Linked DNA regions of Mus musculus: all the other regions are linked to region 1. The links are chromatin loops, found by intact Hi-C in ENCODE. Cell type or tissue: heart. All regions are shown on one strand.

What was found. Hi-C counts contacts between places; a loop is a spot of excess contacts. Peaks named below come from ENCODE experiments on the same cell type or tissue, not always from the same donor. Only the 100,000 strongest peaks of a DNase experiment are listed, where the experiment ranks them.
Region 2: a loop joins it to region 1, with 2.5 times the contacts of the local background. A loop is called at or near these places in 5 of 42 quality-filtered maps.
Region 3: a loop joins it to region 1, with 2.6 times the contacts of the local background. A loop is called at or near these places in 5 of 42 quality-filtered maps.
Region 4: it touches region 1 in a loop (1.9-fold over the local background); 4 of 42 quality-filtered maps call a loop at or near these places.
Region 5: a loop joins it to region 1, with 3.0 times the contacts of the local background. A loop is called at or near these places in 12 of 42 quality-filtered maps.
Region 6: a loop joins it to region 1, with 2.8 times the contacts of the local background. A loop is called at or near these places in 2 of 42 quality-filtered maps.

The regions. Positions count from the first base shown.
Region 1 is chr5:65,532,955-65,537,954 of GRCm38, reverse strand. It overlaps Ube2k (ubiquitin-conjugating enzyme E2K), which reads right to left and starts at 710. Exons shown (of 7, transcript NM_016786.4): 1 at 409-710. The coding sequence starts at 471. It also overlaps a transcript of Smim14 not described here. In heart, CTCF peaks have their summits at 1,027, 2,196 and 2,398 (motif pointing left); DNase peaks (open chromatin) are centred at 154 and 764; H3K4me3 peaks cover 1,693 bases; H3K27ac peaks cover 1,656 bases.
Region 2 is chr5:65,433,511-65,438,510 of GRCm38, reverse strand. It overlaps Ugdh (UDP-glucose dehydrogenase), which reads left to right and starts at 2,669. Exons shown (of 12, transcript NM_009466.2): 1 at 2,669-2,887. In heart, a CTCF peak has its summit at 2,531; a DNase peak (open chromatin) is centred at 2,560; H3K4me3 peaks cover 2,791 bases; H3K27ac peaks cover 2,653 bases.
Region 3 is chr5:65,762,018-65,767,017 of GRCm38, reverse strand. It overlaps N4bp2 (NEDD4 binding protein 2), which reads right to left and starts at 3,497. Exons shown (of 20, transcript NM_001024917.1): 1 at 3,428-3,497. In heart, a CTCF peak has its summit at 2,998; DNase peaks (open chromatin) are centred at 1,907, 2,517 and 3,397; H3K4me3 peaks cover 3,960 bases; H3K27ac peaks cover 3,689 bases.
Region 4 is chr5:65,619,495-65,624,494 of GRCm38, reverse strand. Pds5a (PDS5 cohesin associated factor A) reads left to right here. Exons shown (of 33, transcript NM_001081321.3): 27 at 443-575; 28 at 1,396-1,515; 29 at 3,883-3,945; 30 at 4,730-4,875. Among named protein-coding and RNA genes, the nearest start is that of Pds5a, 76 kb to the left of the region's middle. In heart, no CTCF peak of the experiment used is centred here; no DNase peak of the experiment used is centred here.
Region 5 is chr5:65,399,879-65,404,878 of GRCm38, reverse strand. Lias (lipoic acid synthetase) reads right to left here. Exons shown (of 11, transcript NM_024471.5): 7 at 4,904-5,000; 8 at 2,123-2,268; 9 at 641-711. Among named protein-coding and RNA genes, the nearest start is that of Lias, 11 kb to the right of the region's middle. In heart, a CTCF peak has its summit at 3,042 (motif pointing left); a DNase peak (open chromatin) is centred at 3,018.
Region 6 is chr5:65,955,708-65,960,707 of GRCm38, reverse strand. It overlaps a transcript of Chrna9 not described here. Among named protein-coding and RNA genes, the nearest start is that of 4930480C01Rik, 6.9 kb to the right of the region's middle. In heart, CTCF peaks have their summits at 1,900 (motif pointing right) and 4,735 (motif pointing left); a DNase peak (open chromatin) is centred at 4,697; H3K4me3 peaks cover 616 bases; H3K27ac peaks cover 466 bases.

The DNA of each region.
Region 1 (5,000 bases):
CTGCGGCCGGGGGATCCAGTTACTACCTTTCCCCTTCCCCCAACCCACTTCCCGGGTTTTCTCGGCCTGCTCCTTCTTCCCCACCGCCTAGTCACACTTCCAGATGTTGCCGCCACCGCCTCGGGGCTCCCTCTAGAGCTCACGTGCCCCCGACGAGTGCTTCGGCATCGGCCCTCCAAACCCCGTTCCTCCCCAGGCCGGCCGGCCGGCCAGCCGCCCGCGAGACCGCCTCTCCCAGGGCCCGGGGAGGGGAGGGAAAGGCGGCGGGAGGAGGAGGGGAGGCCGCCGCTTCCCCAGAGGCAGAGAGGCGGCCGCAGCGAAGCCGGCCAGGGCCCGCCGGGGGTCGCGGAAGGAAGGGGCCCTGCCGCCCGGGGCTGAGATGGGGGCGTCCGGTAGCTCGTTCCTGACCTCCTCGCTCTTCAGCACCTCCTTGAACTCCCGCTTGATTCGCTGCACCGCGATGTTGGCCATGTCTCTGCCCGCAGCTGATTCGTACCCGCCTCCTCCGCCACCGCTACGACCACCGCCACCGCTGCCACCTCTTCCTCCGCCGCCGCCTCCTCCCTCAGCGATTCAGACCCGAGCACACGAACGCTGCCACTGCCACCCTCGCCGTCGCGTTCCTCCTCACTGTAGAATCACCTCCGCGCCCGGCCACCAAAATGGCGCCGGGTCCGCGCATGCGCACCACGCTGACCCGACCGGGCGGCGCAGCCGCTCCAGTGGGAGCCCCATACGTCTCCAGCAGCGAGCCCGCGCCGCGCCGCGCCGCGCGTCTCAGCCGGGGCTTCGGCCGCGTGGCTCCGCCCTGCCGGCGGCTGGGGCCAGGAGGGTGCGGCTTCGCGGCCTGTCCGCGGGGTCTGGGCCTGCCGGGTCCTCCCCTGCCCCTCGGCCTCCTTTACAGAGAGACCTCCAGTCCCTAGGCTGGGACCCGAGGTGGGAGCCCGGCCTGGCGGGTGTCCCCGGCCCTAGCCGGGCCGAGCCCCGCTCTAACTCGGCCAGACCCAGAACCCACGGGCTCGAAGTGCCTCCCTGTGTCTAGCGGAGGAAAAAGCTATGCAGGAACTGGGTCCTGCCCAGCGTCCGTTGGTAAACCCCCGGGAAATCCACTGCCGTAGCTTTTGTTCTGGAACCATGATAAGGCAACTATTATTCGGTCATCTCAGGTATTACAGATGTTTAAGGTTGTGTAATGGTTGTGTCCCACGGCTTGTAATTGATACAGGTGTTGCCAGAAAGAGGCCTGTGATGGGTTTAAAAGCCAGAAGTTACATCTTTGCCCTGTTTAGATAATCAATGCTGAACTGCAGAACTAAGGTGTTTTTCAAACTTGAAAGTGCCTCGGAATCCCTGGAGAGCTGGTTAAGATTGTTAGCACCTATCTCTAGAGTGTGGATGGACCTAAGAATTGGCATTCCTAGCAAGCTCCCTGCTGCCCGTTTTTCAGCGGCCACGCTGTGGGAATGACTGGATTAAGCATGTGAAGAACTGTATTTATTATAGTGACAGTTGAAGAAATAGAAGGCCGAAAGAGCTTTAAACTTACAAAGGTGTTTGGCGCTTGTATTGAGTGAATATAGTTGAGTGGAGAAAAGAGAAACGAGTAAAATTATTTAATTGAGCAATAACGTGGAGAGGCTATTTGAAAGTGGTTAGTAGAGTTTAAAACAATATGGTGTGGGTGCTGAGAGGTACTTTGAAAATAACATTTTGAGCGCCGGGCATGGTGGCGCACGCCTTTAATCCCAGCACTCAGGAGGCAGAGGCAGGCGGATTTCTGAGTTCGAGGCCAGCCTGGTCTCAGAGTGAGTTCCAGGACAGCCAGGGCTATGCAGAAAAACCCTGTCTGGAAAAACCAAAAAAGTAAAAATAAAAAAAAAAGAAAGAAAATAACATTTTGAAATTATGAAGGTGTTATTGTAGGAATATGTTTCATGTATTCACCTAATCGATCAGTTCCGTATTCCATTTTAAGACTAATGCTAGCTGAGTGTGGTGGTACAAGCTTGTAATCCTAGATTGGGAGTCAGAAGCAGGAGGACCATCAGTTCGAGAATCATGTTTCCCTCATCTGTGAGATAAGGAGGTTGTTTAAACTTCTAAGAGTTCAATTTTTCTTTTTTTTTTTCTTTTTATATTTATATTATATGTAAGTGCACTGTAGCTATGTAGCTATCTTCAGACGTCCATAAGAAGGCATCAGATCTTGTTACAGATGGGTGTGAGCCACCATGTGGTTGTTGGGATTTGAACTCAGGACCTTCAGAAGAGCAGTCAGTGCTCTTAACCGCTGAGCCATCTCTCCAGCCCCAGTTCAAAATTTCTGAAACACTCAAAACCTTTCCCTGAGTATACTGACAAATTATAAAAGATCTTCTAGCAGAGCCCCCTAGTGGTGATAAGAGGGGGTTCTACTATATACTGAACACTACAAAGGATTTTTGCCATAATATAAATCTAGAAATGTTGTAGGTATTTGTGCCAATACAACCTAAACACTTTCTATCCCACTCTGCCTAACCTCAGGAGACATAAGGATACTCAGACAGGGGGAACTAGTTATAAAGGTCGGGTGAGTTCTTGGAGAGAAAGAGACTCGATAATATTTTTCTCTGCTGAAGGTTGAACCCAGGGCCTGTGCAAGCCAAGTATGTGAACTGTGACTGACCTAGAGCTCAGCCAAGCTGTATGTGTGTATGCTCTGTGTGTGTTTATGTGCTCTTGTTATACAACCTAGGCTGGCCACAAACTAAAACCTTTTCCGACTCGGCTTCCCCAATGCTCAGACTACAGACAGACTCCTCCACACCAGGCCAAGGCTTGTGAATTTTTTAAATGCAAGTAATTGTTTAACTACAATCCCACTTTTCAAATTTATTCTATTAACATTCTAGAGAACCAAAAGAATGTAACTAGTGATATCTGAATAGCTTCCTGAGTAGTAGTATAACAATTTTTATGTCTTGGTCTTGGCAAAGCACCACAATTTTCAATGTTCGCATTAACAGGTGTGTAAAGAGCCTATTTAAATCTCTGCTCTCTTTGCAACTTATCTGTAAATTAGTAATTCTCAACTGGGTGAGGTGACTTACTCCCTTAACCCCAGCTACTTGGCAAGCTAGGTCAGGGGAGTTTGACGTAGCCTAGAGAAAAACTTATGGTCAGAGAATGAAATCTGTAGTCTGGGTGGAGACCTGACATTCCAGCTAGGCTGGTTCAGTAGCTTTGGCTAAGGGACCACCTTAAGCCCCACTAGAGATAGGCGGAATAATTAGTTCTCTAATGAGATGCTGTACTTTTCCGTCCCAGAAGCCCCACCCCTTGCACAGTAGGAGCTGAGTGGCAGCTGTGCTTCTCAGTTTCCCCACTTTTCCAAGTATTGCTTTTCTTCTTTCTGTCTGCTAAGTATGCGTCTCCTTAACACCTGTGCTCTTTCTCCCAGCACTTTGGGCTTCCTTACTCTTTCTGTAAGGCTTGCCACTGTGTGGGTGCTTATTCTCCATGACCTCGATGTCACCTTAAATGGCTCCCCGCCCTCCTTATCTCCTCCTGATAGATGCTGAAATGTATAGCTTGTCTGTCTTGAGGTTTTTCTTTTCTTTTTGTTTTTGAAACAGAGTCTCAATGTAGCTTTGACAGGCCCAGAGCTCAACAGCCGACGGGCTGGCCTCAAAAAAGATTCTCCTGCCTCTGCCTTCTGAGTGCTTGCATTAAACACACACCTCTTTTTTGGTTGGTTAGTTGGTTGGTTTTAGTTTTGAGTTTTAGGGGATTTTTTTGGTTTTTTGAGAAAGGGTTTTTCTGTGTTTGGTTTGGCTGTCCTGAAACTCACTCTCTAGACCAGGCAGTCTGGCCTTGAACTCAAGAGAGTTCACCTGTCTCTGCCTCCCAGGTTCTAGGAGTAAGGGCAGACCACAGAAGGTGACCCCAATAATATCAAGTCCTTCACTCAAAAAAAAAATTTTTTTTTAATTATTCCCAAAGAAAGAATTGGGGAGTCAATTCTCTACTTTTACCATATGAGTGACAGGGTCATCAGGCTTAGCAGTGTTAGAAATAAGTTCAGGGGTGGACAAAAGAGCCCACTATTCAAACTGAAGAGTCTGAAAAAGGCAAACTTTACCCTTTACCAATAAGATGTCCTCAGAAGCATCAACACATTGAGATAGGAAGTGCATTTGGTAGAGCCTGTGTCTCTTCCCCATTGGCTGGCTGGGGTCCCGATTCACAGTCTTAATTAGAATGAAAGGACTTGGTGCAAAGGAAAAGAATGAAAGGGGTCACTACCCTGGGCCATCAAGTTCCTGCAATACTGCAAGCCTTGGACCTTTGTGTAAAAAGTCAGGAAGGGGATAAAAACACATGAATTCCTAGTTGTAAACACAAGTTGTATAATATTGACTAGAAAAAGGACTCATATTTGGTATTTCTACAGCAACAAGCAACTTTACCCGCTGAATGGTCTCACCAGCCTCTAGAGCTGGTAAACTACTTCCTCTAGCGCCACCTTCAAAAATGTCTATCAATTCATCCATAATGCCATGAAATTATAAACCCATCATTGGGTCAATATATTGATTAACTCAGAGCCCTGATGATCCCACTCAATGATTTGATCCACTACTTGGGTCTTCAAAATATAAATGTTTTCAGGGATTATGCTTCGTGTCCGAGCTATAATAGAAACTGGATAATCTAGGCATAAATTTTTTTGCAACCGACTTTTAGTAAAGGTGCACCTCTCTAGCCCCCACCCCAGCAGTGGTCGTGGGAGGTGTGGGGGAAGTGGACCTGTTAACCACTAGTTATTTGGGGGCGAGCTCAATCTTCTTTAGTAGCAATCCAGTCCCATAGCAAACACCTAACGTGACTCAGCAGCTGCAGTCCAGTCCTCTCAGCAGGCAGACACCAGGCACGAACCAGCAGCTGTAGTCAATCCTGAAGAAACCGCAAGGCTCACCAAACAGCCTGAGGTGAGACGGCTGAAGTGGCAAGCTGCC
Region 2 (5,000 bases), 99 kb after region 1:
ACAAAACCAAAAAAAATCCACAAACAAACAGATCAATCATTTACAAACTGAAATTGCATGTGGGAGATCAACACACAGAACAGATGGAGGCAATGTGAAGGAGAATTCCTGGAAAGAAGCTATTTTTGCAAAAGTTGGTTGATTAGAACATCAGTGGTCTGGGGAGATTGGAATATTGCAGGTCAAGAGCCTAATTACAGTTTATCTTGGGCTATCTTTAGCCTTCTAAATAGCCATTCCTTGCCCATCTGTGTGGTGGACCTAACATCCTATGAGTAACAGCTTGAAAATGCTTGGAATTCATGTAGCTGACCACTAACTGCCCTCTGCCATGCCATATACCAGAGTACACACATGGACATACACATGCACACACACAATTACTGCCTAAAAACTCCAAAACAAACCAAAGCCCTATACATTAAGCCACCCTGTCAGTAACTAAAGGACACTTGTTTATAAAGAGATAAACACAAACAGCCCAAATCCTCACCATCTTGGTATTTGAAAGCATTCTATAACTGTTTACCTACAGGTTATGTGCCTAGGGGACAGAAATAATATGTCTCAGTGTACTGTGAGGGAGAGAATAGCATAACCCACCCCAAATACATATGTACGGATGTATGTATCTTATATGTGTATGTGGACATGAGTACAAGTGCCCTCAAGGACCAGGTGCCTTGAATCCCTTGGAGCTGGAATTACAGGCATACTTTGAAAAGAAACTTTTTTTTTTTTTTTTAAGGCAACTGCTGCCAGGTTTGTAAAATCAGTATTGGAGCCAGGCATGGTGGCGCAAGTCTTTAATCCCAGCACTTGGGAGGCAGAGGCAGGCGGATTTCTGAGTTCGAGGCCAGCCTGGTCTACAAAGTGAGTTTCAGGACAGCCAGGGCTACACAGAGAAACCCTGTCTCGAAAAACAAAAACAACATCAAAGTATGCCTCGTGTCTCTGTGGGTCTCCGGGTCTGGGGTGGTTGTGAGCCTCCTTGAGGCAGGTGCTGGGATCTGAAGAGCAGTCTTCATTATTAACTACTGAGCAGCTATATTTCCAGTCTCAGCACTTGGCTTTTCACTTGCACCCGAGGGACCTGAACATAGACCTCTATGCTTACATAGCAACCGCTTTACCCACTGGGCCTCCTCCTCAGACCTACGGCGTTTGAATGTGCTTCCAACATTTCCTAATTACTTTCCCCCATGAGGTACAGTCAAGCACTTCATAACATCATTTCACGAAGGGCTGACTTCATATAGGGTGGTCCCGGATTATACCGAGTACTGATGTTCCCAGCGAAGTTTGAGTAAGTACATGATGACGTGGCAGAACAAATGTGCCGAACACATTTCTCAGAACATATCACCACCAATGAGGTATTTGTGCCTGGCCTTTTCTCCTTTTTGATTTTTAGGCTTAAGTTGATCTCTAGCAGCAAAAGAAACAGAACAAACCTTCACATTAAAAGTGGGCGTGGCGGTAATCATGATCCCTGGGGGAGGGAGGGCAGAGGGGTCAAGTAAGGGGATCATTGCAAGTAAAAGGCCAGTCTGAACTATATACTGAGTTCCAGATCTGCCACCTCTACACAGAGACCATGTCTCAAAAAACTCCCGTGGGCAGGCTAAATAATTTTGCCTTTTAAAAAAAGTTTATGCATACAGATGTCTGTGTATGTTCGTGCTGGTAGATAGAGCGTGGTCTCCTGGAGCAGGAGTTTTAGGCAGTGTTGAGTCCTCTGATATGGGTCCTGGGGAGTAAACATCTTAGCCCTTTCTCCAGGGGACAGTTTTACTTTCTATGCATTTGTAAGGACTGGGGACAGTTCGGTGGTAGAGTGCTTAGAGTTCAATCTCTAGTAACACACACACACACACACACACACACACACACACACACACACACACACACACACGCAAATTAACACCCACACATATCTACGTTGCATACGCCTTGCTATGCATCATACAGACAACCTCCCTTTTAGAATTTGGCTGGAAAGTTTTCCTGGAAAATACGCCCTCCAGGCGTGGGCGCCCGGGTTCTCTGGCCAAGGACCAACCCGGAGACACTGGTTCAGTCATTATGGAACTCAGCATCGTTTTGACCTGAGGTATCTCCTTCCCAGACCCGGCGCCATCCGGATGGGACGTGACTAAACTCTGGGCAACTGTCTGAAGGGCGCGGCGGACTCAGGGGCTTGAAGAGCTTAGGAGAGCAGGGGAGGCCCTCCATCAGAGTCCAGGGGCCGAGAACGGAGCTCGGGCTCCAGGATAAGGGGAAGAGTCAGAAAGCCGGAAGACCTTTTTCTGTGGGCTCGCTCTCCCCTCCCAGGCCCTATGATCACGGGTGGTTCACTTGGCACGCGCGAACCTTCCTCATGCCAGATTCCAGGGACCCAGAGCGGGGAAGGAGCACAGACAAGGATGACCAACAGGGACCACGACGCCCCTCCCTGCAGCTAGTCAGCCTAGCGGGACCAGCGGCGCACGCAGCCACGCCCAGCGCCGCTCGCTGCGGGCGAGGGCGGAGCCCGTGACTTAGCTGGAGCTGATTCGCCCTGCTCCTCAAGGGGCGTGGTCATACAGTTCGGATCCCGCCCCCTCTGCCGCTCTGGGTCCAGAAGGAAATAGAGGCCTGCCCGGGGGGCCTGGAGCGGAGGGAGGCGGGGCAGCGCGGGGCGGTGGCCGGGTCCAGAGTCCCGGGAGGCTTGGCTGCAGGGGAATGAAGCCTCCGCCTTCCCCGGCAGAAGTATTTAAATACGGCCGCGGGCCGGGGACTCGGGGAGCGGCGGGCGGAGCGGTGGGTAGAGCCTGCGGCTTGGGAGGAAGGCGCTGTCCGAGAGAACGGGATCTGCACGGCCGCTGTGTCCCTGCTTTGGAAGTGGGTAAGCACCGATCCTTTCGGGATGCCCCCTCCTCGCGGCCCAGGTGCGCGCGCGGTCCCGGGTCCGCTCCCCGTTCGCGGCGGGGCTCTCTACTGCACCATCCTGGTCCCCTTTTTCGGGCCCGGCGAGAATCACGTCGTGCGCTTGCAGGAGGTCAGCCGAGCCGAGCTTTTAATTTCGCAACTCGCGCGTCTTCAAGCCAGTTCTTTCCATTTTCCGATTTGAAACCAACGAGATTTTCCCGCCGCTTCAGAAAGCCAAACGCCCTCCCCCCCCCCGCCCCCGAAGGAAAGGGTCCTCTCCGTGGGGCCTAATGGACGCTTCACAGTCCTAAGCTTTGTTGGGGATTAGAGTCTGCTCACCTGGGAGGCTGCTGCTCTCCTCTGGTAGCCCCTAAATGTAGAAAGCAAAGCCCCTTAAAGATGCATCCCTAAGGCATTTATCCTATACTATCCTGGGGGTGTGTGTGGCTCACGCAGTTCATTATTGGCCTCTGGACACATACGCTCGGACGTTATACTTAATGTCAGGGAAGGCCTTTCTTGGGGGCTTCAGAGACCATGTTTTTGTGAGATCTTAAAAATCTTCACGTACTACGCGTAATTGAATAGGGTTGGTTGAGAAAGAGAGGAGGGGCTGGCTGGGAGAGAGTGCATACGTGGGGCACACAGAGGACTAACTGTTCATCCACTCACCTCAAAGGCCAGTCTGGTTTTTTTTTTTTTTTTTTTTTTTCAAATCCCCTAAGAAATGGAGAACAGTAGTCTGGTCTGTTTCTTCTGAGGGGTTCTGGACTTGAAAGAGCTGAGTGTTTCTGCTTGTGAGCTGTGCTTTTTGAGTACTGAGCTAGTCTGAGCTGAATGCTACACAACCCTGGTTTGGAAAATACATCCCGTCCCCTGCCCCCTTCTTTCATCTCTGTATTGCTTTCTCTGCCATAAAATCTCTAGCCACTAGGCATGCTCTATCATTTCTCAAATTTCCACAGCTGTGGATCATTCTCGTTAGACATAAAATTAAGTCTTTCACAATCTTTTTTTTTTGAATCAGGCATCTTTGTAAGTGTGCTTCCAGGAAATGACTGAGGTTGGTGTATCCAGCTGTCTTATCATGTCTGCTGCTTAGTTCTTCAGTAGCTGTGAAGGGGTGGCAGATGGATGCTATTCTATTCAGAGTGCAGTATAGGACATTTGTCGGCTGGTAGTGACATCCTGTAGGTTGAAATGCTTATCTGAATTTATGACACTTTACATGAACAGTATTTTCAGGATGGTGTGGTATGTCGTGGTTCCCGGAATATTTGAGGTGAAGACTCATTTCAGAATGACCTATTCAATAGGCAAACAAGCCCACTTTTCAGTCAACACAGTGAGGGCCAGAGGGTATACAGAAGGAGAAGTAGAATATGGTGAGATGAGCTTACTGGTAAAAACACTTGCCACACAAGCCTTCAGTCAATCCCCAGCACCCACAGTGAAAAGAAAGTCTGGACCCCCAAAAGTGGTCCTCTGACCTCCACCCTTGCCTTGGCCTGCATATCACAAAACAAAACGCGAAAATTAGGAAGAAAACAAACAAACAAAAAACAGAATTAGAAAACATGTATCATAGAAACTGTATTGATAACATTGTATCAAGCTTCATGTTAAAGTTTGGTTTTTTTTTTTTTTTTTTTCTTCGAGACAGGGTTTCTCTTTGTATCCCTGGATGTCCTGGAACTCACTCCATAGACCAGGCTGGCCTGGAACTCAGAAATCCTCCTGCCTCTACCTCCCACTTGCTGGGATTAAAGGTGTGCGCCACCACTGCCTGGCTCATGTTAAAGCTTCCTGAGGATTTTTTTTTTTTTTTGAAACTTCCAAGTAACTTTATTTGCTATGCACTGTGTATCTGTCTCCTTAAGTAATTGCCTTGTATACACTGTACTTTATAAGAAAACTAGCAAGGCCCAGGGTACCAACCCAAAATGAAGACCCAACTCAAGTAGCTGAGTGTGTGGCTCATGCCTATAATCAGTTCCCAGGAGGCTGAGGCAGAAGGATCACCATGAGTTCCTGACCAGCCTTGGCTGCAGACTGAAACCTTAGTGAGAGACAGAAATTGGGTGTGTGTA
Region 3 (5,000 bases), 230 kb before region 1:
ACAGCAACAGTGTGCTCACATACATAAAGAGAGGGGGCGGGGAGGTAAATTTGTATCATAAAAGTATAGGTTTCGGGCTGGTGAGATGGCTCAGTGGGTAAAAGCACCCGACTGCTCTTCCAAAGGTCAGGAGTTCAAATCCCAGCAACCACATGGTGGCTCACAACCATCCGTAATGAGATCTGACTCCCTCTTCTGGAGTGTCTGAGGACAGCTACAGTGTACTTGCATATAATAAATAAATAAATAAATAAATCTTTAAAAAAAATTAAAGCAAGCTTTAAAAAAAAAAAAAAAAAAAGTATAGGTTTCCCTGAACCCTCATGTATACTTCGCTTGGGTGACTTTTAGCAATTTGAATATTTTTTATCTGTAAAGCAAAGGTGAAACAGTGAGCGCAAATTTCAGAGTGAGGCAGATTAAACACAAGGAATGCTAAGTCCTTAAGACAGGCTGGGCATCAGTAAGTGTGTGATTTGATTACCATAAAGATGAATAAAAATAATGTATTAATCTGCAAGGGGGAGTATAAGAAAACTTCAATCTCAACTCCTACATAAACTACTCTAAAGGGAACTTAAGAGATATATGTTGAGACTCACTGCTCAGCCTGACAGTTGGCTCTGCCTCAAACTTACATGATTCTACATAGGAAAAGCTAAAGGGAAGGCCGAGAAGATAGGCAGGCACTTACTTTCTAAAATTCTAGCTGATTAATAAACAGTTCTGCCGGGCATGATGGCGCACGCCTTTAATCCCAGCACTCGGGAGGCAGAGGCTGGGGGATTTCTGAGTTCGAGGCCAGCCTGGTCTACAGAGTGAGTTCTAGGAGAGCAGGGCTACATAGAGAAACCCTGTCTCGAAAAACCAAAAATAAATAAATAAATAAAAAGTAAACGGTTCTGCTGGGTATAGTTAATCATACCTTTAAAACACTTGAGAAGCAGGAGCAGGTGGATATTTGAGTTGAGGCCAACCAGGAATATATATGGAGAACATACCTCAAAAAAATAAAAAATAAAAATAAAAAAGTTTCCTCTGCATATCAAAAGACTCAGAGAAACAGGATTAAATCATGGCATTTTAAAAGAAAAATTTCTTTTTTAAAACACACCTACGTTGATAGGAGTTAGCCTCTAATTGTGTATAAGATAAATGCCTTTACCATGACTTAAGCCGGTTTTCCTATTACGTTCAGTACTGCCACTTGACAGCGACTAAAGCCAACAGGTGAACAGAAAGCTCTGAGAGTACAGTACACTGATCTGCAGGAAACAGGGGTCTGTTACTGCTTTCCAGGTTGAGTTTGTTGTTGCTGCTGCTGCTGCTGTTTTGGTTTGTTTTCCTCATTAACTAAATCGCTGTCTCTCTGCAGAAGAGCAGCAGCCATTTCTTTCTAATTCTTCCCAATACCTCCACCATGTAGCACACACACACCCCCATCTCCGCAGAACATTTAAATAATACGTTGGCATAGTAACTGAAAATTGACTGACCTTTAACCAAAACAAAACAAAACAAAAATCGGCTGAAAGAAAACTGAACCACACTTATCAACACACAAAAACGCATTGTTATGTTTCGTAAAAATTATTTTTGTGAAAACTGAACCACTGGAGTTCGAACGAGTTGCATCTGAGAGCTAATTTGAAGGCCAACCGTAGAAGTGATTTTTTTTTTTAAGGAAAGAAAAGGCGAATGGTGCTATCGAAGGGTACTGTATTAAAAAGAAATAAATTAACTGGGGGCGGAGAGGCAGCTGCAAATCAGTCATTGTTTTCTGAAAGGCCAGGTTATCTCCGGGATTTTTTTTCCCCCCCTCGGAGGCTCAACCAATCCCCACCTTTTCTGAGTTAACCAGTCTCCAGGCAAGCCGCGCTTCTTGATTGGCTCGGAGACACCGAGTAGAAAAAGCAGCCAATCCTTCGCAAGCCAGACCTGTGCTATGGAGACGTTACAACCACTGCATGGCAAGAGTGTGTACAAACCTGTCGGTACAGCAAGGCCACCTCCCACTCCTAAAGACATGTGCGGAAGGATTCCCTAAAGCCAGCGGGCCCTGCCTCCGATCTGGCTGGCATCGAGTTAAAAAAAAAATTCTTCCCGCTCTCTTTTTGGGGCAGGAATAAAGAAAGTGTTGTAACCAAAAGCGCGAGCGGGATAAACTGCCCCGCGGTCTGACTCCGTCTCTCGAAGCCCGGTTTTCGGAGAGCGAGAGGGAAAGTTACGGATGGGAAGGGGTGAGGGTCGCGGGCGCACCCGCCCGGAGGGAGGCCAGCCTGCCGGTGTGGAGTGAGCTTGCGAGCGAGCGTGCGTGCGTGTGGTTTGGAAGTGAGTAAATAAACAGCTCTACGGGCACTACCAGCCCGGGCAGGCGGCCCAAGTTCCCACAAGGCTCGGCCTGGGAAAACGGCGGGGCGCTCGCAGGGGCGCGAGGTCAAGTCGGGGCGGGAAGGCACCCGGAGAATCCGGGGGCGGGAGGGGTGTGTCGGGGCCTGGAGGCCCGCCAGGCGCTGGAGGAGCTGCCGGGGAAGCTGCCGCGGCGCCCGCCTTCGCTCGGCCTCGGGCCCCGCGCCAGGGCCCGCCTCCCGCGACGCCTCACTCCCCTTCCGCCCGCCCGCCCGCCCGGCCCGTGCCTGCCCGGGGTTGCCGCGTCTCTCGCTCGCCGCCCGCCTCGGGCCCTCCTCCTCTGGGACTCCGCGCTCCCGGGATCCCCTCCCGCTCTTTTCCTCCCCGAGTCCCGCCGCCCGCCTCGCCAACCTCCGCCTTTACCTGCTGCGGGAGCGGGGCGTCGAAGCCCCCGGGCCGTGTCGTCGAGTAAGCGCCGCGGGTCCGCAACCCTTTCCCGCCGCCGCCAGCCACTACGCTCTCCGGCGCGGCGCGGCGCGGCGCGGGGCTGGCGAGCAGCTGTGTCCGCGGGGCGGGGGTGGGGGAGACGCAGCGAGCGTGCGGAGCGAGGACACACTGCCGCTCTCCGTCCGACCGGGGAAGAGCAGCCGCGCAGGAGCCCGCCGCGAGAGGGCGGGTGGGCGGCCGCGTGGGGAGGGGTCTCGCGGCCGCCGCAATGGCTGCCACGTAGCCAGGTGGATCTCCGCCCCCGCCCCGGGGCCGCGACCTCTGCTGCTCCGCACACCCCCCACCCACCCACCCCGGGCTCTCCAGGATGCGTCGGCCCGCGCCCGCCACGGCGCCGGCCCGGAGACCCGAGCCCACCGGTGCTGGCGCCTCGCTGGCTCCGTTACGAGAAGTGAGTCCCGGGCCTGGCGGGAGGCGCAGCCCGGGACCCGCGGGGCCCCCCGAGGCTCTCCCGGAAGCTTGCGGCCCGCCGCTGTCCCCCGAGGGCTCCGGGGAAAGGCAGGCGCTGGGACCCCCCCTACTGCTGCCCGTGTAAGCGCCCCGGTGAGCCGCGGCCGGGTCTAACCCTCACCTCTCTCCCGAGCCCGAAAAGCAAAACAAGGTCGTTCTGGCCCTGGGCAGCGAGGGAGGAACTAGGAGCTGGGGCGGGCGGGACTGCAGCTGCGAGGTCGGCGGGGCGAGGCGATGGGCCCCGCGCTGTCCCCCACGGGGGCCCGCTCACTCGGGGCGGACGGGCGGCGGCGCCCCGCGGGAACAAAGGGCCCCGCGGCCCCAGCAACCGGGACGGAGGCTGCCGGGATCCAGCCCGCGCCGCCAACGTGCGGTCGGAACCCGCTGGCCTGAGCCCAAAAGAGCTGCGGCCTTTGCCAGTGTGGAGCTGGAGTTTTCAGGTGCCAAGAAAAAGCAACAGTGTTCCCTTTCCCTGTTAACGATCCTGGATGATTAGCCCGTCCCCTAAGCCCGCTCCATGTTTTTCCTTGTTGGACTCTGACTTCCTTGCTTAATTTGTTCTGTCCTGACATGAAACGATCAGAGTACAAAAGTGTGTGTCTCTCTCTAGCCTTCTGATTAATGATGCTACTGGTCGTTTCGGAGTTTTTAGTTTTGTTCTTTTTGTTTTTGTGTCTGTTTTCTCCTGGACTTTCCTCTCTCTTTGCAATTACTTTGTATTTTTCACTGCCCCCCCCCCCCGTAGTAAAATAACCTCTTGATATTCATCCACATCAGAGAGACAGATTATCTGTCAATTGTTATGGCAATTATTTAAACTGAATGTAGATTTGGAAAGAATACAAGTGAAAAAAATCCCTTTAGATCTGGCTTGAACATTCTCACACTCAATGAGCAAATGGTCTAGTGGGGTTTTTTCTAGAAACTGGTGTATTTAAGCAAAGAAACTAGTGTACTTAAGCAAATAAATGTTCTAATGAAATCTCCCACACAGAAAAGAATATGAATGGATGTGTTTTTTATTTTCTTTGTCTTTTTAGAGATCTCTTGAGTTTCAGTGTTTAAAAATATATACTATACAAACATCTTTATTAAGGCTTATTCTAAATATGGTAAACAAAAGAAATTTAATAGTCTACAATCCCGAGCGTAAGTAGCTACTGCTGAGAACCTAACATTAATCTGTTTCTAAGCAGCTATTAGGAGCCTAATAACTGTAATATATGCCACTTTTGAAATGAAAGAAACTTAGTAATTATAGACTTCAAACAAACCTAGCAAATTTATATTAATTTTGTTCATCTGAAATATGTTCAACGTGATAATAAAAACTTGTATTTAAGTTCTTGAATTTCTTTTGAACATCTGTTAAGGATTTATCACATCTTAAGTCCAAATAATAAAAGGGGGGAATTCTTAAACATTAGAAAATATATTTCAAGGGACAGCACCACCCAATCTGAATTACTTTTGCTTACTATGTCAAAAGAAAAGTATCAAACCCATAAAATTCTCACAGATGTAAAGAACAAAGCCATCTTTACCAGTGTGCACAATGCCAGGCTTGCTTTATGAATACTTCCAAGGACTCCTCTTTCCTTATTGGCTCACATTCTAAGCCAATAGGAAAAGTACAACACATCTTTCAAAGGAGGAGACAGCATTGGAATAAATGGATTGTTTATCACATTCAT
Region 4 (5,000 bases), 87 kb before region 1:
TTAGGTGTGTACCATCATGCCTGGCTTGTGAGAAGAAACTTAAGGCTTTCTGCCTAGGCCCTCACATAATTTTACCAAATTCATTCTACCCTTCCAGAGGTGAAAAGCAGGTGCTCTTATATGTAAATCATTCTGGGAACTGGACAAAAACCAAGCAGCTTTATTTTAAATATTTTTTGACTTTTTCCTCTTGAGCCAGATATAGTATACCTGTAATCCTAACACTCAGTGAAAGATGAGTTCGAACTACACAATGAGCCAGCTTGTGTTACAAGAGACCATATCTTTAAAAAAAATACTTAAAATTGATACCATTAATAAAATTGTATATTACTGTTTTGATATTCCTTTATGCTGACAGCCAAACTTTTCATTGAAGACTTAATCCATTGAGAAAAAAAAATCATCTTCATTTATCCTTTTTAATGTATTTTCTACTTAGGTGCCTGTGGTTTATGCTTGAAGTCTTAATGACAAAGAATGAAAACAACAGCCATGCATTCATGAAAAAGATGGCAGAGAATATCAAGCTAACCAGAGACGCCCAGTCTCCCGATGAATCCAAGACAAATGAAGTAAGGCAATGGATACATAGGGAATACACCAACCCGCGCTTTTCCTCCACAAGTATATCATAGTTTAAATTACAGTGTTTATTAGAATATATTCATGCAACTTAATTTTTTTCAGGGTTTGTTGTTGTTGTTTTGTTTTTGTATGTGTGTGTGTCTATGAGTGGTTTGCATGTGTGAATGTGTGCCAAGTGTGTGCCTGGTGCCCATAGAGGTCAGTAGAGGGGCTGGATACCCTGGAAATGGAATTATGGCTGGTTGTGAGTTACCATGTTGGTGTAGGTAACTAAACTCACAATATCTACTGAAGAAACAAGTGCTGTTAAGCCTTATCTCCATCCCTGATTTTGAATCTCTTTCTAATGCCTATACTGGCAAAATTTCATTTTTTGGAAAACTTTTAACATTCTAGAAAGGCATTAGGAGTTAAGACAGGAAGACAGCCAGGCATGGTGGCGCACGCCTTTAATCCCAGCACTGGGGAGGCAGAGGCAGGCCGATTTCTGAGTTCGAGGCCAGCCTGGTCTACAAAGTGAGCTCCAGGACGGCCAGAGCTATAAAGACTGTCTCGAAAAACCAAAAAAAAAAAAAAAAAAAGACAGGAAGACAAATACTGATAAAACATATGGCACTTTGTGGTAGAAACTTCTTTCTAGGGAGCGAAAATGGATACTTTTAGTTTACTTTGACTGGGAATCTAAGAATGCTGAGCAGAGATGGAATGTTAACAGACAAGCATTCATTTGCATTTTACAACTTCAGATTATGCCTGTGATGGGATTGGAACTTTGATTGCTGTGTAATTTTTTTTCTCACTCTTTAGAAACTTTATACGGTTTGTGACGTGGCTCTGTGTGTTATAAATAGTAAAAGTGCTTTGTGCAATGCAGACTCACCAAAGGACCCAGTCCTCCCAATGAAGTTCTTTACACAGCCTGAAAAGGTAATTTCCCTCACATAATTTCTCTGTCATAGTAAAAGTGATTTAAATTTCAGTTAGTACTGGTGACGAATATTGGATAGTTTTAAGGTCAGAGTAAAAAAAAAAAAAAAAGCCTCTAAACTTATTGAGGAATGGAAGACAGGTTAACTTTCTGTTATTGTTCTGATGTTAATTCTGCATATTAGATTTTAAAATTTATCCTTTTTTTATTAAAAAATAAATACTACTTGTGGTGTTTGTTTGTTTGTAATTGTGTTTGTGTGTTCTGCCAATTACACCCTGGACCTTGTATGTGCTGGGCAAGAAGCTTGAGCCTGAGCTCCTTTGTGCAGTGCTCTCAGGCCAGGCGTGCTGTGCTGTGCTGCACAGTGGGGTGGCAGCACTCAGAGGCCAGAGGATGGGTGGGTGGGCAGATGGAAGGGAAGAAATGATGTTAGGGTATTTGTAGTTCTCACTTGAATCTATTAAATAAATGTTAGTTAATGAACAATTTGAGTCAGCCCTCCTTCCCCCATGTGGGTTTCAGGAATCAGACTCAAGATGAAGACCTCTAACAAACAACCCCACCTACTGAGCCATCTTGTCTGCCCAGTTTTTCTTTCATTATATGCCGCTTTCTTACTTGTTTTCTAACATATTGCTTTTCATCTAGTAAGGTCAAACACTAGGGCACCAGGCTTACATAGGTTATTTTAAAAAGCAAAGTAAGTAAAATTGGACATTCAGAATTTTTAATGTTTATTTTATTTTATTTTATTTTGTAAAATGGGCATGGTGGCAAACACTTTTAGTCCTTGCTTTCACTAAGGAGCTCAGGCTAAATATACATAACAAGATCCTCAAGAACAAAGCACAGAGAGAAAAACAGAATATAGCTCAACTCTTGGTACATTTAAGCCACTTGTTCAGGACTCTAACTCAACAACTATGGGCAGATACATTTTCTTATACCTTGCTAAATAAGGAAGCTGTCATGCAAGTGTACAATGTAGTTTATATAATTTTTTAAATGACATTAGTAAACCAGTCCACTGCACCCTACTGCCCACCTGTTTTTCCCTAGATTAGGTCTTGTTGTATTGCCAAGGGTGATCTTGTCTCCTGATGGCGAGTGATCTTACTGCTTCAGCCTCCCAAGTGGTGGTGTATTGGTATTGGTGCGGATATTCGTGACACTATTGTACTTTATTTGTCATGCCCAGAGTATTTAGTGAGGAGAATGGAGAATCATCGGATGTTTTGTATGGTGGTGCACAGCTTTAATCCCAACACTGGGGTCAGGAAGACTGGCCTAGTCTACCTATCTAGTTCCAAGTCCACCAGGGTTCCTTCTTACTCCTACCCCCTAAAAGCTTAGATTTTTGACATAATTCAGCAAGACATCAGTATTCACAGTTGAATGAACTTGTTTATTAACTAATTGGTATCACTAGTGTCAAGGAATGTTTGTTGTTGTAGTTGTGGTGAGTTTGTCTTTTACATAGATATCCAAGTTATAAAGAATAAGTATCTGCTTTTTGACACACGGTCATTGGAGCTCAGGAGCCTCACAGAGGAGAGCCTCTGCCTCTGCCTCCCAGCACTAGGAATATAAGCACACATCACTACTTATCTCAAAATATTGTTACTTAAAATGGCAGGCACTCAGTTTTCCAATTCCTATAATTGAAATGGATTATGAAATTGTTTAATGAATAAACATTCTGTGCCTAGAACAAGCCTGGCATGGTGTGGCAGAAGGATCTGAAATCCTACAGCTGATTTTCAGGAGACTGCCTGAAAAATATAAATTTAAGGTGTCAGTGAATAAATATTGTTGATTTTATCAGCTGAAAAGTAGATTTTATAATATATTAGAGGGTGGTAATTGTACTTTGGACAATATGAAAAACTAGGAATGAAGTTTATTTAAGTGATTTCTCAGGCACAATAAACGCATGGTGCACTTAACACAGGTGGAGGCAAAATACTCATATACATAAAAATAAAATAGGTGTTGCTGGTTTGGAGGCCCATTCCTTTATTCCCAGCACATTGAAGGCACAACAGTGAGTTTGAGGCCTATCTGATCTACATAGTCAATTCCAGGACAGCCAGGGCTATAGAAAAAAACCATGTCTCAAAACGAATAAACTAATGAATTAAAAATGTGAAAAGTCAAGGATATCATGTCTCCAGAAAGTTCTTGCCAAGGCTGTGCAGTTCTCTGTATAGAAGTTGCACCATGGAGTGGAAAGCACACCTCCTGCCTTTGTCTAGTCTCAGCAGTGTGTGAGCAGAGTGCATGGCCGTGCAGCGCCGAGCTGGAGACACTGAGATGATAACACTGCTCCCTTTGCTTGGCTTTGTTCTTTTTTTTTTTAATAGGACTTCTGTAATGACAAAAGCTATATTTCAGAAGAGACAAGAGTTCTTCTGTTAACAGGAAAGGTACTGTATACGTAATTGCTTGGGGTTTTTGTTTAATGTGTGTTCTTTCTGCTTTCTGCCCCAGGGTTGTGGGGATGCATTGTGTGTTGGTATTCTCAGATCTTTTCTGCAATTAACCACTGTTCAGAATTGCCACTTAATCTTAAAGTAGTGAGAAGCTCAAATTTATTTAAAATTCATCTAGGGCAGATTTTCATAAGTAATAGAAGTAGATGAGAATGACAAACAAGCCAGGCGTTGGTGACTCATGAATTTAATCCCAGCACTCAGGAAGGTAGATTTATCTCTGTCAGTCTGGTCTACAGAGTCAGCGAGGGCTACATGGAGAGACTCAGGGAAGGAGAATAAAGAGATTAATATGAAAGGCTAAAATGATAGGAAGATTGTATTTCATAAAAGTAAGGTGATATAAAAGTATATATTCAGTAGTCTACTAAGTTAAGTGTGTCATTAATTTCTATGTTTTGGAGGTATATTTTGTTTCAATTAAGAAATAACAGATAAAAAAAGAGATAGCAGTATTGCCTTAAGTAAAGTTAATGGATTTGCTTTTGCTTTTATTAAAAGAACCATAGTTTGTTTGTTTTTTCCAGAATTATCACTTCAGATAACACTCCAACAGAACAACTTAACACATCTTAGCTCTCTAAAATTTTTCATATTCCTTTCCCTTAGGTGTGAAATAACAAGTGTGTGGTTTTTCTTTTCTTTTCTTTTCTTTTCTTTTCTTTTCTTTTCTTTTCTTTTCTCTTTCTTTTTTTTTTTTTTTTTTTTTTTTCCTCAGCCAAAGCCTACTGGAGTATTAGGTACAGTGAACAAGCCTTTATCAGCAACGGGAAGGAAGCCTTATGTTAGAAGCGCCGGCACAGAGACTGGAAGCAATATTAACGCCAATTCAGAGCTGAGTCCTTCAGCCGGAAGTCGTTCAAGGCAATTTATTTTTCTCTGAATACATCTTGTTTTCTTGCTCACTGCTTGCTTGGCTTAACATTTTAACTTATTTTCAAGGCACTGGATCATAGAATGGACTTATGTAAAAAAGTATTATAATATTC
Region 5 (5,000 bases), 130 kb after region 1:
AGCCCCAGGAATCTACCTGTTTTCGTCTCCCCTGTGCTGGGAGTATAAGCATACTCCACCATTCCTGACTTAAGGGGGAAAAAGTGTGTTCTGGGACCTGACCTCAGTCTGCAAGCACGTTAATGTCACTCCAAGACCTCGTATAAGTTGCCTGAGGAGAGACCAACTCAGCTTGTATGTTATGTTTAGCACTAATCCTGGCATATTTTACTTTTCTTTGTTTGGCAGTATAGGGGTTGACCCTGGGCCTCACACATGCTAGGCTCTACCACGGAACCACAGCCCGAGCTCACTACAGCACACGATACTACTCCACACAATAGTCTCCAGTAAATAAACGCTCCATCATAGAAACAGAAAACTGCCTTCCTTCTCTTAAGTCAGCTTTGTCTCTCAGGCAACTGTAACCAAGTCACAGGACCACCAAATGCAGGAAGTACTATCTCCCACCTCTCAACTCTCGGACAGTTTGTGTAACAGTAAGTACCAGCGTTGCTGCTCTATGCAGCAATAAGACGGAAACTTCTACAAACACACAGACATTATCCTACAAAGCTAATGGTTTCTAATTTCTACCTGTGGACAATAAAGACTTACTTCAAATTACTAAGAAAATATTTGGCAACTCAGACATTTGTACCTTAAGGTGGCGCTTCGTTGGCTGCATGTACTGCCCTAGAGTTAAACAGTCCACGTCGGCCGCACGGAGAGCTGAAAGGGGAAAAAGCAAAGCTTCCACTTAGCAGGCGTTCAGTTACAATTACAGGTGTACTGTAAGGGGGACTTGCATGCTGTGGGTTGTCACAGTTATAGGCAATACAAGATGGGAGAAACCCATTCATTCAAAAACATCGAGCCATGGATTCCAATGAGAATTGGAAACACAGCAATGATTACCACAGGAGTGTGAAACTGGGAGACAGGGAAAATATAAGGCTGGACCTGGTGGCGCAAGAGGTTCAGAGGGGGGAAAAAAAAAACAGATAAGTGCATTTAATGGTATCAAATAAAAGCTAAAATAGGAGGAGAGGATTTGGAGCAGGAAGTCTGTTAGGCATAAAAGGCGAAGGGAGAGGACTCTTGAGAAGCCACGGCCAAGCCTGACAATCCTTTACTGTCTCTCTTAATCCCCATACTTAAGCCTTCATTCAAATATTTTTTTCTTTTTCTTTTTCTTTTCTTTTTTATTGATGGCTGGAGAGACAGCCATGGTTGCTAGGAACTGAACTCTTATTTTCTTGGCTGTGAGCCTAGCCTTTTTTCCAGGGGGTGGGGGATTCTTTTTGTTTATTTGTTTTGGTTTTTCGAGACAGGGTTACTCTGTGTAGCCCTGGCTGTCCTGGAACTCACTTTGTAGACCAGGCTGGCCTCGAACTCAGAAATCCGCCTGCCTCTGCCTCTCGAGTGCTGGGATTAAAGGTGTGCGCCACCACGCCCGGCGTGAGCCTAGCCTTAACAGCTGAGCCATCTCATGAGCCCTAAAGTGTTTTCTTAACAACTCCAACTCTACCTGAATGGAAAGAAAAGGCAAAGGAACTACGGTTCTGGGGCAAAAGCATTTATCTGAGCCAAACATGCTGTACTAGGACTTTCCTCGGTGAGCAGGATGTGTTCTCAGAGTGTGGCTTAGCCTCTGGCATACCAGAGTCCTTCTCTGTTGGTTGTACTTGGTAGGCAAGTGCCTACCTCTAAGCTATAGCCATGGCTTCAGCATCTTCCTTACCCACCAATGCCTGGTACCTAACTGCCTCTCAAACCATCTGGAGGCAGAAAGAGAAGAGCGGATGAAATCCTGTTTTCACTGAACAGGTGAAGATGAAGAGGGCTAAATGCACACATTCCATGACCTAGGAAGGCTCCCTTCCCGCACATATTGCCGTTTGTGCCCATGTCCTTTCTGGTTCTGAACATGGAGGCAAGGGTGCTCCCACCGCCTGCACCTGCAGCAGGTGGACATGCAGGCAGCGGTGCTCCTACTGGCCTGCACCTGCAGCAGGTGCTCTGTTCTCAGGGCCATCGGCACTGATGACCATGGAGGAGGCATAAGCTAACAGTCTCTTTAGAATGGAGCTCCTGCTACCACTCAGGGAAATGGGGAGGGTTTTGTTTTCAGCTTCTTTACCTTTCAGTGTGGCATAGACTTGCTCGTCTGTCTCACCAAGGCCCAGCATTATCGATGTTTTGGAAACAACATCAGGCTGGACCTCCTTGGCATGTCTCAGTACACGAAGAGACTGGTCAAAATTGGCCCGGGGATCACGAACTTTCCTGGAAAACAGGGTGGCTCTCAGTGACAAAACAAGTTCAACCAACTGCACTGTTGTGCAAGCAGCTGGAAGCTCAGAAAGCACATTCTAGAAGAAGCTGCTTAGCCTTTCACAGGGTGCCTCAGACCATCAGAAACGCCAGTGTTTACATGACTATTCATAACAGTAGCAAAACCACACTGTGTGACAGCCACAAAGACTATAGTATAGCCAGTGGTCCCCACAACACGAGGGACTGTATTAAAGGGTCTCAGCATTAGGGAGGTTGAGAGCCACTGCTCTAGAGTATACGGTTCACTGAGCATATGTGTTAGTGGTACATCTGTGCACAAAGTTTATTAACATGGAAAAGAAAACCGCTCTTCCCCGGGCTTCCTGGGTCTGTCAACTCTTTAGGCCTCCCAAGTCTTGAGACAGCGAAAACCAGACTAGAAATCACTTGGTTGCCGGGCGTGGTGGCGCACGCCTTTAATCCCAGCACTTGGGAGGCAGAGACAGGAGAATGTCTGAGTTCCAGGCCAGCCTGGTCTACAAAGTGAGTTCCAGGACAGCCAGGGCTATACAGAGAAACCCTGTCTCGAAAAGAAAAAAAAAAATCACTTGGTTTATACATTGAGAAATTAGAATTCTGAAACTCAAAATTATAATGACCTCTAGCAAGAAAAGAAACCTGGCAGAAGACAAGACAAACCTCCAAGGAGGGAACATCCACTTTGAAACTTTTATGAGCATGTCTTTCCTGCAGGTTGGCCTGCCCTCTACTGGCAAGTAATAGCACTGCAGGCTCAGAGGAAAAGCATTCTGGGATTTTCACTGGCTGGATAAGGTTTCTAAGTGAAACCAGGGAGACTGGCACCCACTGCTGGCGATATGGCCACAGGGTTGGAACAGGCTGGGTGCTACCCTTCAACAGTGGCCAAAGCACTATGGCTTAAATGAGAAGAAAGGCAACGGGCTGGCAGAAACTCAGGTAAGATCAGCACTTGGCTGAATTCTAATGCAGCCTTGTGTGCTGGATTTTTGTTTGTTTGTTTTAATTTAAATAAAAGGCAGAGGTTTGAAGAGATGGGTCAGTAGTTCAGAAAACTGGCTGCTATTCCAGAGGATTCAGGTTCAAGTTCCAGTACCACAAGGGGCTAACAACTAGTCCCAGGGGACTGACATCATCCTCTGGCCTCTGGCTTCCAGAGGCTCTGCATGTGCACAATACACAGGCAACACACCCATATACAAGGAAAAAGCCAACAACCAATAAGCTGTCTTTGACTTGTACATAGATGTCTGTGTCCTTGCACACATGCACACATTCACACATACAAATGCAAGTTAAAACACAGCAATTTAAAAATGTTATAAAACTGACAGTATAGAAAACTGATACTTTCTGAGACAGTAATGCTATCCATGTTGTTGGCCTTGAACTTGCAACCCTCTCCCCTCAACCTCATGACTTGTACATGGGTGTACATGTGTGCTGGGCTAGGATGGCAGCGGGGTGCACTTAGCAAGATACCGTGTGTGTGTGTGTGTGTGTGTGTGTGTGTGTGTGTGTGTGTGTGTGTATGCGCGCGTGCATGTGTGCAAACACTCACAATGGTACCTGTGGACACCAAGGACAGCTTTGCTGAAATTAGTTCTCTTCCACCACGTGGGCTCCAGGGATTGAACTCATGTCATCTGGCTCACCAACACACAGCTCACCCACTGAGTCCTTTAGTCAGCCCAGAATCATTTCTGACAAAATATTTCTCCTCTGGATTAACGCTGTGCTCTGGAATGCTTACAATCCAGGAGTAATGTGCTTGGTACCATTCACTGTAACTTCTTGTAGATTTGAGACACAGAACAGTGAAGAGTAGCTAATTAAATCACAGCCAAATCCACAATAAAGTTAAAGGAAAATATTAATCTGTCTGCAGCTAAAATACTCTTAATTTTTCTGAAATCTGAATATACTCTTTATGTAGAATAACAGTTCTTCATAATTCCTAACAACTAAGATTAATAGGAAGACTAGAGCATACTAGTGTTTTGTGTGCATGTATGTGGGGGGGGTGATTGTTTTGGGGTTTGTTTTGAGACAGGCATGTATGTAGCTGTCTGGCCTTGAATTGTAGGATAGGCTGGCCTTAAACTCAAGAAACCCACCTGCTTCTGCCTCCTGTGTGCTGGGATTAAAGGCGTACAGTATCACTCTGGGCTTTTTTTTAAAGAAAAGGTATATATAGCCCAGGCTGGTTCCCAAACTTTTGATCTCCTGCCTCAGTCTTCTAAGCTCTGGGATAATAGGGCAGTGTCACCGACAGCTACCCTGTCTACTTTTTAGAAGATTTAACACAGTGATTTTTCTGTTATATCATTTTCCATTTCATAAGTATTCTGTGGGGGAAAAACACAATTCAATGCACGTGCAGTGATGCTGCCTTCAGAGATGCCCGGAACTCTGCACAAGCACGTGTGCTCTTAGTTCCTGAGCAATCTCTCTAGCCCTTGGCCACTCACTCTTGGCAGCATTCCTGATTTTCTACTAATTTGTGAAGCAAGAACTGAATGAAAGGAGCAGAAGAAGCGGGGACAGGAAGGAGCAGCTGTGAGGTGGGAGGTCACAGCACTGGGACCCACTGACGGGCAGTCACCTCTGTAACTCGGGGACAGTCTCCACATTGTGTGCATACACATCTAATCCAGACAGAGCCACCTTCTCCACTGCTCTCAGATCACCTCGGAAGTCTG
Region 6 (5,000 bases), 420 kb before region 1:
GCAGTATCTGATGTCCATGCTTTGCCAGAAGATACACGATGTTCCCCTAAAGTCCCCTAAGGGAATAGTGTTGTGCAGGGTGAGTTCCTCTGGTTTTCCTTCACAGTCTGGGGTCTCTCCTCCCTGTGGGCGGAGAGGCTCTCCACCCTGGGAGCCTTCCAGTCGCCTCATCAGGCTGCAGGAGCCCTTGCAGATCCAATCCTTTCTCACCCACTGGTTCTACTTCCTCTTTTCACAGCAGACTGTGTGGTCACAATTGTATGATAGTTCTCTGTTGCTTTCTATTATCACCTCCCTGAGGACAGTGCAAATGTTGGGTAATTGATAAGGCTGGAGGAGACCCTCCTGCTTGTTCTGAGGACCAGTCTGCTCCACAGGCGTTAATCCATGGGGGGAAAAATAAGGAAACACAAGGGAGCAGTAGGCAAACCAAACTCCCCTGTTATTTTGTGACTAGCTCCCAATCACTCTCTTAACTGCATATTCTCTAATGTGGTGGTGTGAATGAAAATGGCCCCTTCAGACTCATCTATTTGAATGCTTAGTCACTGGGGAGCAGCACTGCTTAGAAGGATTGGGAGGTGTGTCCTTGTTGGGGTGGGTGTGGTCTTGTTGGGGGAAGTATTGGAAGAGGGCGTGGCTTTGAGATTTCAAAAGCCTAAACCAGGGTTAAGAGCACTGTCTGGTCTTCCTAGAGGTCCTGAGTTCAATTCCCAGCACCCACATGGTGGCTCAGAGCCATCTATAATGAGATCTGGTGCCCCCTTCTGGCCTGCAGGCATACATGCAGGCAGAATGCGGTATACATAATTATAAATAAGTAAATCTTGAGAGAGAGAGAGAGAGAGAGAGAGAGAGAGAGAGAGAGAGAGAGAGAGACTAGGCCCCTCACTGCCTACAGGTCCTGATGTAGGCCACTCAGCTATTTCACCATGTCTGTCAGAAGTTTTGTCCATTGTCATTATGTAAGTCAGCCCCAAATAAATGTTTCCCTTTATAAGAGTTGCCACAGTCACGGAGTCTTGCCAGGCTGCACGTCTGCCTCGCTGGGGTGCAGGGAGCGCCAGCAGAGAGCTCAGAGGAGACAAAACAGAGTCTGTAATGGGGGCCCTCAGTCTGTGTTTTCCTGGAGTGGGAAACAGCGGAGCCTGGGGCGATTGCTGTGGTTCCGTCTCCTGTGTACCCGGGGCAGCTGGCGTACCACCCAGAGTTGGGAACGGGGTCCCAGGTCTGCGCTTCCCTTTGCTCGCCAGGCTACATGGGATGCTGAGGCAGGAGGATTAATTGAGGACACAAATTCCAGACCATCGTGGGTAATGAAATGAGTTCCTATCTTGAAAAGAAGGGGGAATGAGAGGGAGAGAAATGACTCTAAAATTATATGCAGAGCTATGTACGGTGGAACACTTGTAATCCCAGCACTTGGGAGGCAGAGGCTGAGAGGCTGCTGAGCGTTGCTGGCTACTCTGTTCAATATAGAACATTCCAGGCCAGCTGGGGGTACAAGCAGACCCCTGAGCAGATGTCGCCATCAGTCTTCATCCACATCATCATCTTTACTCATTACTGAAATTCTCCCTCTTTTGCACTCCTTAGATTTTTACTTCAGGCAAATGCCTCTCTTGTCTCCCCTCCCCCGATCCTGACCCTGATAAGATTTAGTTAGTTCAATATAAACCTGGTTAGTTCACCCAATTCACCTAAAGAACTGTCTTTTTTAAAAAGTTCAGACAGTCTAGGAGTAATCTAAAAGATTCAAAGCCTATTTGTTTTAAATATAGAATGGAGATACTATTAAAAGAATCGGAAGAGATGACAAACAAACAAACCAAAACAAACCAAATTTGAGAAGTAATTCAAATTCATGGTATTCTAACAGAGCCAAGGTACTTCACCTTGCCAGCCACCAGATGTCGCTGTACACTCCCTGCAGATCTCATAAGGGAAATCGCTATTAAGCCTAAGACCTAAGAAACAGCCTAAAAAAATAAAATAAATAAAATAAAATAAAATAAAATAAAACCTGCCACCTAGTCGCTTGAAATAGTATGTCTATAGCAAGCCATCCATTTATCTAGGATTTCTGGCTAATAGTCAAATGTTTACATCAATAAAATCTCTCAATTGATTTAAGCAAAGAAATAGACTGGAGTCTATTTGTCCTAATCAATGTTTTCTAGAACATTCGTGCTTTCTCTTTCCTGCTCCTCAGCCAGATCAATGTCTACAAAAGCACGATTTTGTTAGACCAGAACAGAATGTTCCAGAAGAGCAGCAGAGGAACAATTAGTGTTCCCTGCTTTGGAGGACTGACTGTATCTCACCCACTTCTTTAAGGTGGGATTTAAATGTAGTGTGTGTGTGTGTGTGTGTATTTTATGTGTGTATGGTGTATGTGTGTGGTATATATATATGGTGTGTGTATGTATGGTGTGTGTGTATGTATGGTGTGTGTGTATGTATGGTGTGTGTGTGGTATGTATGTATGTATGTATGTATGTCCACTTTTAGGTCAGTGTGGCTTAGCAGATGCCTCTGAATTGAAATAATCTCTTCAGAAGAGAGAGGAAGACTAAGGAGACTCTGGAGACTGAAAGAATCCTTCAACATGTCTGGTAGAATAGAAACTTGGAAGGCTCTGGAAGGCTCCTTCCCAGGTTTATAAAAGCAGTAAGCAACTGCTGGGGTAGAAGACGCTGAGCATCCAACCAAGCTCCAGAGGGGTTTCTCAGGCCTGTCATGCTGTCTGCAGGCTGTGCAGTGTCCAGGCTCGCCGCCTTTATGGGTCGCCGACCTTGCTGGGATGGAATCTCCAGTGCTCTGCTGCCTTTTCGAGTCATCTCTCTTCCTTAAGAAACCCCTCACCCACACTCCTGTGAACAACCTCGGTAAAAACTCATGGTTTCACTGGATGTTACTCGGTCGTCTCTCATGGTTCCCCTCTGTACCGTGAGTAAACTTATATGTGTGTGTCGGACACGTGGAGGAAACTCACACAACAGTGGGCTCCGGGGATTGAACTCAGTCTCCAGGCTTGTCCAGTTAATGCCTTTACCCACTGAGTCATTCTGTTTCCAGCTCTAGGGTGGGGAAATACTAAGTGAAACATCTGCCTGGTAAAATGTATGACATGCTTCTGCAAAGGGCCGAACACACGTGCTGGGGTAGTTGTGCTGACCCCAAGTGTGATGACAAGTAGGCTCGCCATCATTTCTCTCACACTCTCATCCAGCCTCTACAAGACGCAGCAGCTCACCTAACACTGTCTCCCTGACCTGGCACTTTCTGCATCCATCCTGTAAGCAAGCCCTTCCTCAGTCAACAGCCTTGTGGTTGTTCGGATGAGACTCTTCTCCATAGGCTTGAACACTTTGTCCCCAGTTAGTAGAACTGTGTTGGAGAAGTGTCACCGGAGGGGGGGACTTTGAGGTTTCAAAAGACTCACACCATTCCCAGTGTCTATCTCTGTCTTCCTTGTGTATGTGGATCAAGATGTGAGTTCTCAGCTGCTGCTCTGATACCATGCCTGCTGCCACGCTCCCCGCCATGATGGTCATGAACTAGATCTACCACCTTCTGGAATCATGAGGCCCAGTTAAATGCTTTCTTCTAGAAGTTGCCTTGGTCATGGTGTCTTTTCACAGCAATAGAAAAGTAACTAAGACAACCCTTCCTTGCAAGGGCTCTTGGGAAATGGTAACAGCAGTGTTCCTTCTGTTTCTTCTCCAGTTTGCCGGAGCCAGTGTCTCTTCATGCTTTCAAAATCGCTGTTCCCAAAGTGAACCACTGGTCCTGGCCATAGAATACTTGCTAGGGCTTCATAAGCCTACAAAGAGAACCTGACAGAAACTATCCTTGCATAGCGGTTTCTCTGGGTTTCCATGGCAGTAAAGTCTCTTCTGTTTTTTTTTTTTTTTTTTTTTTTTTTTTTTTTTTTTCCCTGTCTCTTCTGGGTCTTTATGATCTTTTGATGTTGGGTTTCTCAGGATTGAGTCCCAGGCCCTCCTCTCAAAGTGCGCTCATAGAAACTCTTAGCAGTTATGAGGGGACACGCAGACAGAGGGAAGAGCATAAGAACAAACTCCAAGGTGACAGATCACTGGCATGATTTTTCAACCCTTGATGGTAGCACTTTAAAAACTAATTTTATACCATTATTTCTACAATTATGATAGGTGGTATCTTCTCTCAGCCTTTTATGATGTCTCATTCATTTAAGGTTCAATGTGCACATGTTGCTATTTTAGCTAAATAGAATGTGAGGCTTCTCCTCACATTTCGCCTAAGGGTAAATTAATTTTTAAAAAAATCTTAAATTTCACTTTCCTACTTATACGTGTACTGTGTATGTGAAAAAAAAATACTGCTTCAAGGAAAACAATTGCTTAATAAATGAATGAGAAAGCCCTGTTGGTCTTGTAGCAGACACGTCATTTCCTGTCAATTCAAATTTAAGTTCCTTTTTCCCAGAATGCACTTCCCCAGACTCTGATGCTGACTTTTGGGGGGTTGGGGGGGGGGTTGCTGTTTTCCACCATAATCTTTCTACCGCTGTGAAGTTTCCAGAGTTACAGCAGCTGCAGGAAGCAGGTGTGTAGAGTTGTAGCACGTCCACACCACAGGGCAGGGGTGGGGCATCTCTTCCTGTGAGCCCATAAAAGCAGTAGTGGGGAGTTCCGTGAAAAGTCAGCGCTGATGCTGATGACGTCACTGCTCGGGCCCTCTGCTGCCCTCTGCAGGACAGGAACTCTCAGGACTAAGAAGGGTTGGGATGCGTGCTGTTTCCTTGAAGGAACAATCAAGAGAGGGACCCGAGGGGACATATACCCCTATAATTGAGCCTCAATATAAACCATGCTGTTTGCCCATCGTGAAATCTGTAGGCTGGTAAGCAAAACGAAAGCCCTCTAAAAAGTGATGCTAAAAACCGTGGTTAAGAGACTCAGAGAAACCTGGTTCAATTCTCGAAACAGTAACATTCGCCTGGGTCAGCTTACTTG